Linked DNA regions of Homo sapiens: region 2 is linked to region 1. A link is a loop called in an ENCODE intact Hi-C map of the cell type or tissue named here. Cell type or tissue: heart left ventricle. All regions are shown on one strand.

The links. A loop is a pair of places that touch in the nucleus more often than their neighbours do. Peaks named below come from ENCODE experiments on the same cell type or tissue, not always from the same donor. Only the 100,000 strongest peaks of a DNase experiment are listed, where the experiment ranks them.
Region 2: it touches region 1 in a loop (7-fold over the local background); 81 of 110 quality-filtered maps call a loop at or near these places.

Annotation. Positions count from the first base shown.
Region 1 is chr3:52,337,479-52,342,478 of GRCh38, forward strand. The region is part of intron 8 of DNAH1 (dynein axonemal heavy chain 1); the gene reads left to right. Among named protein-coding and RNA genes, the nearest start is that of DNAH1, 24 kb to the left of the region's middle. In heart left ventricle, a CTCF peak has its summit at 2,260 (motif pointing left); no DNase peak of the experiment used is centred here.
Region 2 is chr3:52,288,636-52,293,635 of GRCh38, forward strand. It overlaps GLYCTK (glycerate kinase), which reads left to right. Exons shown (of 5, transcript NM_145262.4): 2 at 1,669-2,084; 3 at 2,325-2,476; 4 at 3,112-3,287; 5 at 3,625-5,000. The coding sequence starts at 1,708. The coding sequence ends at 4,491. It overlaps GLYCTK-AS1 (GLYCTK antisense RNA 1), which reads right to left and starts at 1,098. Exons shown (of 1, transcript NR_046719.1): 1 at 1-1,098. RefSeq lists enhancers at 1-24, 1,764-2,264. In heart left ventricle, a CTCF peak has its summit at 2,992 (motif pointing right); a DNase peak (open chromatin) is centred at 1,704; H3K4me3 peaks cover 234 bases.

The DNA of each region.
Region 1 (5,000 bases):
AGTTTGGGTTTTATTTGTGAGCCAAATTTAAAACCTTTTTCTTGTAATAAGCCCATTCACATTTATTGGTATGGCTAATAGGTTTGACCTCAACTCAGTCATATTGCTTCATATTATAATCATTATGTGTATTGTAATATAATGCTATGTTTCTTTCTCTACATTATATGTTTTCTTAGTTCTTCTATTTTAAAAATTCCTTTTGGCATTTAGGAAGGTCTGTACCGTTATTTTAGTGGTTTCTTTTATAGTCTCCATTATCCCCTGCTTTCCTACTTAACCCTTTAGTATCTGTCCTGTTTCATTGTTGTTGTTTGTTTTGTTTTGTTTTGAGACAGGGTCTTGCTCTGTCACCCACGCCACAGTGCAGTAGCACAACAATCATAGCTCACTTCAGCCTTGACCTTCTGGGCTCAAGCTATCCTCATACTTCAGCCTCCTGAGTAGCTGGGACCACAGGTGTGAGCTACCACGCTTGGTTAATTTTTGTATTTTTTTAGAGACAGGGTGTCCCTATGTTGCCCAGCCTGGTCTCAAACATTTGGGCTCAAGCAATCTGCTCACCTCAGCCTCCCAAAGTGCTGGCATTATAGGAGTGAGTCACCATGCTCAGCTCTACTTAATTAATTAATTTATTTATTTATTTTCGAGATGGAGTCTTGTTTTGTCACCCAGGCTGGAGTGCAATGGTGCGATCTCTGCTCACTGCAACCTCTGCCTCCCGGGCTCAAGCTATTCTCCTGCCTCAGCCTCCTGAGTAGCTGGGATTACAGGCGCCTACCACCATGCCTGGCTATTTTTTGTATTTTTAGTAAAGAAGGGATTTCATCATGTTGGCCAGGCTGTTTTCGAACTCCTGACCTCAAATGATTCACCCACCTCGGCCACCCGAAGTGCTGGGATTACAGGCATGAGCCACTGTGCCCAGCCTCTACTTAATATTTTAACTGTTAAAATATTATTACTATTCCTCCACACTCATCTCCACCTTTTAGTCTTCAACTTACAATAAACTCTATTAAACGTATCAATATTTTTTCTGAAGTCTCCCGTCATCTCTTGGTTGTATAAAGTTCCTTTTCTAGTAGATTCCTCATGAAGAGCTCAAGGGTATAGAGTTCCTTGAGTTCTCACACGTTTAAAACGTGAAGGACAGCTTGACCAGATATAAAATTCTTAGTTCACAACTTTTATTCTATGAGTTTTTTAAAAATTCTCCACTTTGGTTGCCTTGCCTGTGTGATGCTTTTAAGAAGTCTGAGGTTGGCCGGGCATGGTGGTTCACGCCTGTAATCCCAGCACTTTGGGAGGCTGAGGTGGGTGGATCGCCTGAGGTCAGGAGTTTGAGACCAGCCTGGTCAACATGGTGAAACCCCATCTCTACTAAAAATACAAAAAAAAAAAAAAAAGCCAGATGTGGTGGCAGGTGCCTGTAATCCCAGCTACTTGGGAGGCTGAGGCAGGAGAATTGCTTGAACCTAGGAGGCAGAGCTTGCAGTTAGCTGAGTTTGTGCCACTGCACTCCAGCCTGGGTGACAGAGCCAGACTCCGTCTAAAAAAAAAAAAATTCCCTTGAATTATAGTTTTAAATCTTGGTTCTGTTCCATTCTTTTGTTTTTCTTCATCAAGGATTCCATTATGTATCTATATCTCTATGTATCTATGTATCTTTTTATATATTGCTGCTGCTTTGCGTATCTTTTAATTCAACCAGTTTCCGACCCTTTTTAGTTTTTTCTAATTTTATTTTTTAAAATTTTATTTTCTTTCTTTTACTTCCTTTATTTTCTCTCATTTTTATTCTCTTGGTTATATCCTGCCTTTCTTCAATTTACTTCATTATGCTTTGATTTGACTCTGTTTTCTCTCGGTCACCTTGTAATTTCAGCTTCCTCCCCGTGATACTTTTATTTTCCATTTTTTCCTTGAGCTTAATTAAGTCTCTTTTCTTACCGACATTTGTCCATTTATATGTTTTATTTTTGAATTTCTGATTCAAGGTGGTTTTTCAGATGCCCAAACACTCGTTTAAGGCTATTTAGCTGAAGTATTGTGTTACAGTTTTCTTCTGCTTGGTACTTGTTTATTTTTTTAGGGGTGATGGGAATTTTATCAGTTAAGATGCTCTTGTCTTCTCAAATGTGCAAACAAAGCTAAAAGATGCTCTCTTTTTCTTATAGAAGCAAATGTAGACGGTGTTCACCTATTCATTTCAGGATTTGGAGTGATTTGCAAGCTTTCTAGTTCAAGGGCGCCCTCTTCTGTCAGTATTGCACATTAGTTTTTTTTGTTTGTTTGTTTTTAGAATGTGCTCTGTGTGTGTGTCTGTGTGTGTGTGTGTGTGTGTGTGTGTACACACGTGCTGGGGAGAGGGATGTGGGTCCTCCAAGGTTTTTGTCCTCTTATCTTGCAGAACTCAACATTTCACTTTTGCTTCTTTTCCCTTATCCTCCAGTCTACAAATGACCCCTTTCCTTCTGCCTCCTGTCCCATAAGTCATATGCCTTTCAAAGAACACTGCCTTTGAATTGCATGCCCTTAAGTCCCTTCCTTGTAGTAAGTGCTCTGATTTACCAGGGCTTTTTTTCAGTATTTTTACAGTTAGGGTTACTTTCTCTTTTTTTGAGATACGGTCTCACTTTCACCCAGGCTGGAGTGCCGTGGCATAATCACAGCTAACTGCAGCCTCAAACTCTTGGGCTCAAGTAATCCTCCTGCCTCAGCCTCCCTGGTAGCTGGGACTACAGGCATGTGCCACCACACCCGCTATTTTTTTATTTTTTGTAGAGATGGGGGTCTCACTTTGTTGCCCAGGCTGGTCTCGAATTCCTGGGCTCAATTCATCCACCCACATTGGCCTCCCAAAGTTCTGGGATTATAGGCATTAGCCACTGCGCCCAGCCTGGGTTACTTTCTCTTTCTGGTAGGATTTTATTTATTTATTTATTTATTTATTTATTTATATTTATTTTTTGAGATGAAGTCTTGCTCTGTCACTCAGTCTGGAGAGCAGTGGTGTGATCTCAGCTTACTGCAACCTCTGCCCTCTGTGTTGAAATGATTCTCCTGCCTCAGCCTCCCGAGTAGCTGGGACTACAGGTGGTTACCACCACGCCTAGCTAATTTTTGTATTTTTAGTAGAGACGGGGCTTCACCATGTTGGCCAGGCTGGTCTTGAACTCCTGACCTCAGGTGATCCACCCACCTCGGCCTCCCAAAGTGCTGGGATTACAGGCATGAGCCACTGTGCCCGGCCTCTGGTAGGATTTTAGATCTATCTTAGGGTTACCACTATTTCCCTTTTCTGCAGTTTTTCTTAGACTGCCCTTGTTCTCTGTGAAAACTTGCAGCAAGAGTGTGAGAGACAGCTCACTGGAGATAGATTTTTTTTTTTTAATTTACAGATAATTTGAAGTCTAGGCATTCTGCTGATTCTAGTTGTGCTAAAGGTGTGGGTTTTGGTAGTGTTAGTTTTTTCTTCCTTCCTTCCTTCCTCCCTCCCTTCCTTCCTTCCTTCCTTCCTTCCTAGGATGTGTTGGGAAATTTGAATCGATATAGCCACCTTACCTTGGCTGTCCAGAAGTCTGTTTCTTGAATTTTATTCAATTTATAATGTTTTTGGCTTTAAGTATCAAAGATGCTGGTCTCAGATTGTCTTAGACAGCAGGGAAGTGCATTCCTGTACCTGTAGCAGGAAAACCAATGCAGGACGCCCCAGGGTTGGTGCATCAGGGCCCTGTCTGCAGTGTATGCTGGCTTCATCTTCAGGCGAGATGGCAGCAGCAGTTTCATGACCACAACAAAGGTTGTCTTAGATTGGGTTCCGTAGAAGCAGACCCTGATGTGGGGACTCTTGTGCAAGCGATTTATGAAATCCTCTCAGGAGAAATCTATAAGGAAGTGAAGGAAGCAGGGTATAATAGAAGAAGCAGCTGGTAAAATATGGTTTTAGAAGTCTAGTCTCAGCCTGATCCTGTGGGAAACTCTAGAGCAAGCATGGCACCACCGTATTTGTCCTGGAGGGAGCCAGAACAAGAGGGCTTGACTTTGACTTTTTTTTTTTTTTTTTTTTTTTTGAGACAGGGTCTTGCTCTGTCCCCCAGGCTAGAGTGCAGTGGAGCAATCTTAGCTCACTGCAAAGGGCTTGACTTTTATATATCTGCATCAGTGGTTGATCATAACTGGGACGTGTTCCCACACCTAAACCAACTGCAGTTGGGGCAAGCTCCACCACGACTGGCTTGGACTAGCTGAGATGTACCCCTGTAGCTGGGGCTGTAGTCATCTTCCCCTGAGTCAAGTGAGGAAGGATGGAATTCTGGAACAAAACTGAGGAAGAAGGGAGGGAGTGGATGTCAGGCCAGCAAGCAGCCATGTGTGGAAGTACCCATCTTGTGCCAGACACTGGGTACAGAGGAGTGAACATTTCCAACAAAGAGCCTGCACCCTGGGGACTCTCAGCCTGGCCAGAAAGACAGACAATGAAAAATCTGGGTTTTTAGGGTTCTGATAAGTGCTGTGAAGACCAAGCGAGAGAAGGGAATAGAGATGTCTCAGAAGGGCTTCTTTATATTAGGCGGTCAGGGAAAGCCTTTCTCACAGTGGTGATAACATTTGAGTTGAGGTCTAAAGTAAGGGAAGAAGAGGATTCTGGCAGAAGGAGCAGCAGTGCAGAGGCTGAGGTAGGGACAAGTTTGTGGTACTTGAGGAGCAGGGCAGGGTTACTGTGGTTGGGATGCAGAGAGAGATGTTGGTCTGGGAGGCTGGACCACATGCAGGGGCAGAGACGCGGCCACAGGCCGACAGTCTGTGCAGGCCATGGGTGGTGGTGAGCAGAGGAGTGGCTTGATCGTTTACATGTTTAAAATATATTTTTTCCAACTCAAGTAGAGAATGAGTTGTAAGGGGGCAAGAGTGGAAGCAGGGAGATCAATGAGGAGACTAATGCCATAATCAGGGCCAGAGATCATGATGGTGGCTTGAACCAGAATAGTAGCTGA
Region 2 (5,000 bases), 49 kb before region 1:
ATTTTCTCTGGCAGCCTTAGCATTGAGCGTCCCCCTGTCCTGTGCTCATACCCAGTGGCAAGGCTGGGATCTTCTAGGCTCTTGTCCATCTGGGAAATAGATACAAATTTCATCCAGGCTATAAAGACCGGCTGTCTTAGTTGCTAAGATGCTTTTAGCTCCAAGTCCAATGGGCAAGCTCCAGGGGTCCCCCTGGCCAAAACTGGACCCATTTTCGGAATCCCCATGACGATGCCCTCTGTGTTCCCTTTCACAACAGAAGTCAGGCATGGCTGTCTTTTCTTACCGGAGAGCTGAGAACTAGGCAAGCAAAATGGTCAAAGTCTAGAAGTAACCACCATATTTGGGTGTGGGGTAAACCGGTGTTTGAGATCTGTGTTGCAGTGGACAGTATCAGAGAGCCTGAGGTTGTTAAGGGAAGAGCGTAGTGTTAATCTCACCCCATGTCTCATTTTGCGGATGAGGCCCAGTGAGAGAAATGGAGGTGTCCCAGCCACTCAGAAAGCCTATAGTAGAGCTGGAACCTCAATTCCCAGCCTCCTTACCCTGCTCAGTCCATACTTGCTGATGAAGTCAGCTTGCAACATTTATGGTAGGCATTTATTAAAGTAGATGCAATAGTACATATGTAGTACAGATGAGCTGTTTGGGTCTTTGTTGTTCCTATACCCCTCTACAGCTTCCTGACCTTCGCCCCAAGGCTTCTTTAGCTTTTACTCTGCCCAGTGGGGAAAATGGCTATGGGCTCAGTTATGGGAGCCTGGCCTTTGCCTACTTCAGCCCTTGGGCTCTCACCACTGTGGGTGGTGTGACCTAGGACTTGTTTTTGTTATCTTGGAACCAGAAGGCGTGTTCTTGGCAGGGTTGGGTCTGGCCAACTGTGTGGGTAGAAGGGCATCCTTTTCTGTCCTGCAATTGGGCTTCATGGCACATGGCCTCACATGGTGCCTGGGGACTTTTCTAAGGTTCCACCATGAGCCAGACTTTGCCCTCACTCCTGATTTGAACCTAAACCTCTTGCTGAACTGGTCCTGCATACTGAGATTCCTCAGATTGCTTGCCCTGAGGATGTGTTCTGGGTTTGACCTGATAAACCTGCAGCCTCCTATAGACCCTGACTTCCCAGGCTCCTAATCCCAGTCTCATGAGATAATGAAATAGAGAAGACTGGAGGTCAATGGGCTCAGGGTCAGTTGGTGGGACAATCAACAGCTTCCTGGCAGCAGAGGTGGTAAAGAGGCAAGGAAGGAGTGCCAGAAAGGGGCGTTGCCCCAGGGTAACAGCGCAGAAGTGCAGGGGGTGGAAAAGGGGTGGGATGGGAGCCCACTGGTAGAAATTACTCCCTCTGTCAATGATTAACTCCCAGCCAAAGGGGTGACCTGGGAGGAGGGCCCAGCTAATAGGAACTTTGGACTTGAGGCAGAGTATCCAGAGGGCCGGCATGTGGTCTGCAGAAGAGGAGGACGTGGCTGGGTGGCAGGGCTGGTCTCCAAGGACGAGTAAGATCCTGCAGCTGCAGGCTTCAGGAAGTCTCCTGGGGCTATCAGATGGCTCCTTCTTGTAGCAGCAGCTGTGGGGTCCACTGGCCCTGAGCCCTCAGAGGGGCGGCCGTGGGGGACCTCCTGTCTTTTGCCTTGCAAGGGCCTCAGTTGTGCTTTTTCCCTCTAGGCAGCCATGGGTGCCAGGCAGTGCTGAGAGCAGTGGGGCATGGCTGCAGCCCTGCAGGTCCTGCCCCGCTTGGCCCGAGCCCCCTTGCATCCACTCCTCTGGCGGGGCTCAGTGGCCCGTCTGGCCAGCAGCATGGCCTTGGCAGAGCAGGCCAGGCAGCTGTTTGAGAGTGCTGTAGGTGCAGTGCTGCCGGGCCCCATGCTGCACCGGGCACTATCCTTGGACCCTGGTGGCAGACAGCTGAAGGTGCGGGACCGGAACTTTCAGCTGAGGCAAAACCTCTACCTGGTGGGCTTTGGCAAGGCTGTGCTGGGTATGGCAGCTGCAGCTGAGGAACTACTGGGCCAGCATCTTGTGCAGGGCGTGATCAGCGTTCCCAAGGGGATCCGTGCTGCCATGGAGCGTGCCGGCAAGCAGTAAGGAGCCATGGGGGCCTGCCTCCCTCTATCTATCTGGAGGGAAACCTGGGCCCAGACACAGGCTGAATCGGGCCTCCCCTCCCCACCCGCTTCCCATTTCTCCTGGATCTGGCCTGGCCCCAGGATGCATGTCAGTGGGCATCTTCGTTCATGCCCCCATCACCTGTAAAGTTGAGAGATCAGGTGGGAGGAGAGGAGTCCACCCCATCTCTTGCGTGCTGACCTTTCCCTCCCCAGGGAGATGCTGCTGAAGCCACATAGCCGTGTCCAGGTATTCGAGGGTGCGGAGGACAACCTCCCGGACCGCGATGCGCTGCGGGCTGCACTGGCCATCCAGCAACTGGCTGAGGGACTCACAGCTGATGACCTGCTGCTCGTGCTGATCTCAGGTGTGGTACCACATTGGCCCAAGACTGTTGGTGGGGGGTGCACCACCTGATCTCTCAGGTCTTCGAGAGATCAGGTCTGAGCCCCCGGGGTCACAGGGTAAAGTTAGGAGCAAGGGAGGTGGTGAGGAGCCTGGATGGTGACTCCTGGGTTGCCTTGGGCTAGTCGTCTGGCCTCCCCTGAGCTGTGGAGTCCTCCCCCTGAGCTGACCTTTTCGGTGACAGTGAGAGGGTGCATGGGGAGCACATAATGCAGGGCCTGACACATCCGTAGAGTCCTTGGAAAATGTCACTGCTATTGCTGCTGTCTGTACTAATGTCACCTGGGGCTAGGCCCTCAGACCTCATGGAGTCCTCTCCTTGATCTTCCATTGTGTGCCCCCTGCCCTGCCTCCTGTTCTAGTCTCTTAAGGAGTAGTTAGTTCTTCCGGTGCCTACTGGGACCTGGGGTACCCCAAGGCAGGGGCAACCTCAGGTGGCCAGGATGTGGTGACTGTACACATATTGCATATCCACAGGGGGGCACCCTAACCCCACCTTTCCAGCCCCCTTTTTCTAATGTGGGCTTGTCACCCCTGCTTGCCTGGTTCCCTGGGTTGGGATAGCCCCTCTACCTGATACCCTCATTGTCTTGAGAGGTGGGGGTTCAGCTCTGCTGCCTGCCCCCATCCCACCTGTCACACTGGAGGAGAAGCAGACACTCACTAGACTGCTGGCAGCCCGTGGAGCCACCATCCAGGAGTTGAACACCATTCGGAAGGCCCTGTCCCAGCTCAAGGGTGGGGGGCTGGCTCAGGCCGCCTACCCTGCCCAGGTATGAGTCCCTTCTTCCCCAGGCAACCTTGGGTTGGTGGAGCCAGGCCCACATGTGCCAGGGATGTGAAAGCTAGAACAGCATATAGATTGGCAGGGGCATGGTGTGAAAGACCATGGGGCCGGCTGGGTGACATCATGGGAGGGGTGCCAGAGACGGGGAGGAGGTGCCTGCATGACCAGGTGTTTTGCAAGCCCACGTGAGAGGAGTTAACCATGGGTAAGGAAATGCACTGAGTTGGGGGAGGGTGTGTGGATACCCTAGGGGCAGTTTGTCCTTATGGGCTCTGAGGGGAGGAGGAAGTGGGCCTGAGCCTTGTCTGGTGGCCCTTCCCCAGGTGGTGAGCCTCATCCTGTCAGATGTGGTGGGGGACCCTGTGGAGGTGATTGCCAGTGGCCCCACCGTGGCCAGTTCCCACAATGTGCAAGATTGCCTGCATATCCTCAATCGCTACGGCCTCCGTGCAGCCCTGCCACGTTCTGTGAAGACTGTGCTGTCTCGGGCCGACTCTGACCCCCATGGGCCACACACCTGTGGCCATGTCCTGAATGTGATCATTGGCTCTAATGTGCTGGCGCTAGCTGAGGCCCAGCGGCAGGCCGAGGCACTGGGCTACCAGGCTGTGGTGCTGAGTGCAGCCATGCAAGGTGATGTAAAAAGTATGGCCCAGTTCTACGGGCTGCTGGCCCATGTGGCTAGAACCCGCCTCACCCCATCCATGGCTGGGGCTTCTGTGGAGGAAGATGCACAGCTCCATGAGCTGGCAGCTGAGCTTCAGATCCCAGACCTGCAGCTGGAGGAGGCTCTGGAGACCATGGCATGGGGAAGGGGCCCAGTCTGCCTGCTGGCTGGTGGCGAGCCCACAGTACAGCTGCAGGGCTCGGGCAGGGGTGGCCGGAACCAGGAACTGGCCCTGCGTGTTGGAGCAGAGTTGAGAAGGTGGCCGCTGGGGCCGATAGATGTGCTGTTTTTGAGCGGTGGCACCGATGGGCAGGATGGGCCCACAGAGGCTGCTGGGGCCTGGGTCACACCTGAGCTTGCCAGCCAGGCTGCAGCTGAGGGCCTGGACATAGCCACCTTCCTAGCCCACAATGACTCACATACCTTCTTCTGCTGCCTCCAGGGTGGGGCACACCTGCTGCACACAGGGATGACAGGTACCAATGTCATGGACACCCACCTCTTGTTCCTGCGGCCTCGGTGATGGCATAGGTCACATTTTGGGAGTTCAGAGGAGGCCTACAAGGGCAAGGTCAGATGGCAGAGCAAGGTTGGTCCTCAGGGCCTCTCTAAGCCTTAGGGCCCCTCCTCTCCTTGGCCTTGGCTGTTTGGTTAACTGTCACCTTCCACTCAGGGCCTCTGCTCTATATCTATTCCCTTCCAGCCAGACTGGCAGATGGGGGCTTCCCCCTACCCCTGAGGATGAGGACAAGCCCCTCGGCCAGTTCAGCGTTCCCGTGCTTCTCCCTTGGGCAGCCTCTCTCTTGAGCCCCTCACCCTGTTTCTTTCTGTGAAGCGAGAATGTCTGAAAATAAATAGGACCATGCCATGGGTTCTCAGTGCGCCTTCCCTCAGAGTGAGGCCTCACGGGGGAGCCGCTGGGAGGGGAGCGTGGTACGGCTGCAGCCACAGTACCAGGGCCTGGCAGGACTCTTAACACCCCTCTACTGGGCTGGGTACGTGCAGGATGTGCCTCGCATAACGGGAGCCTGT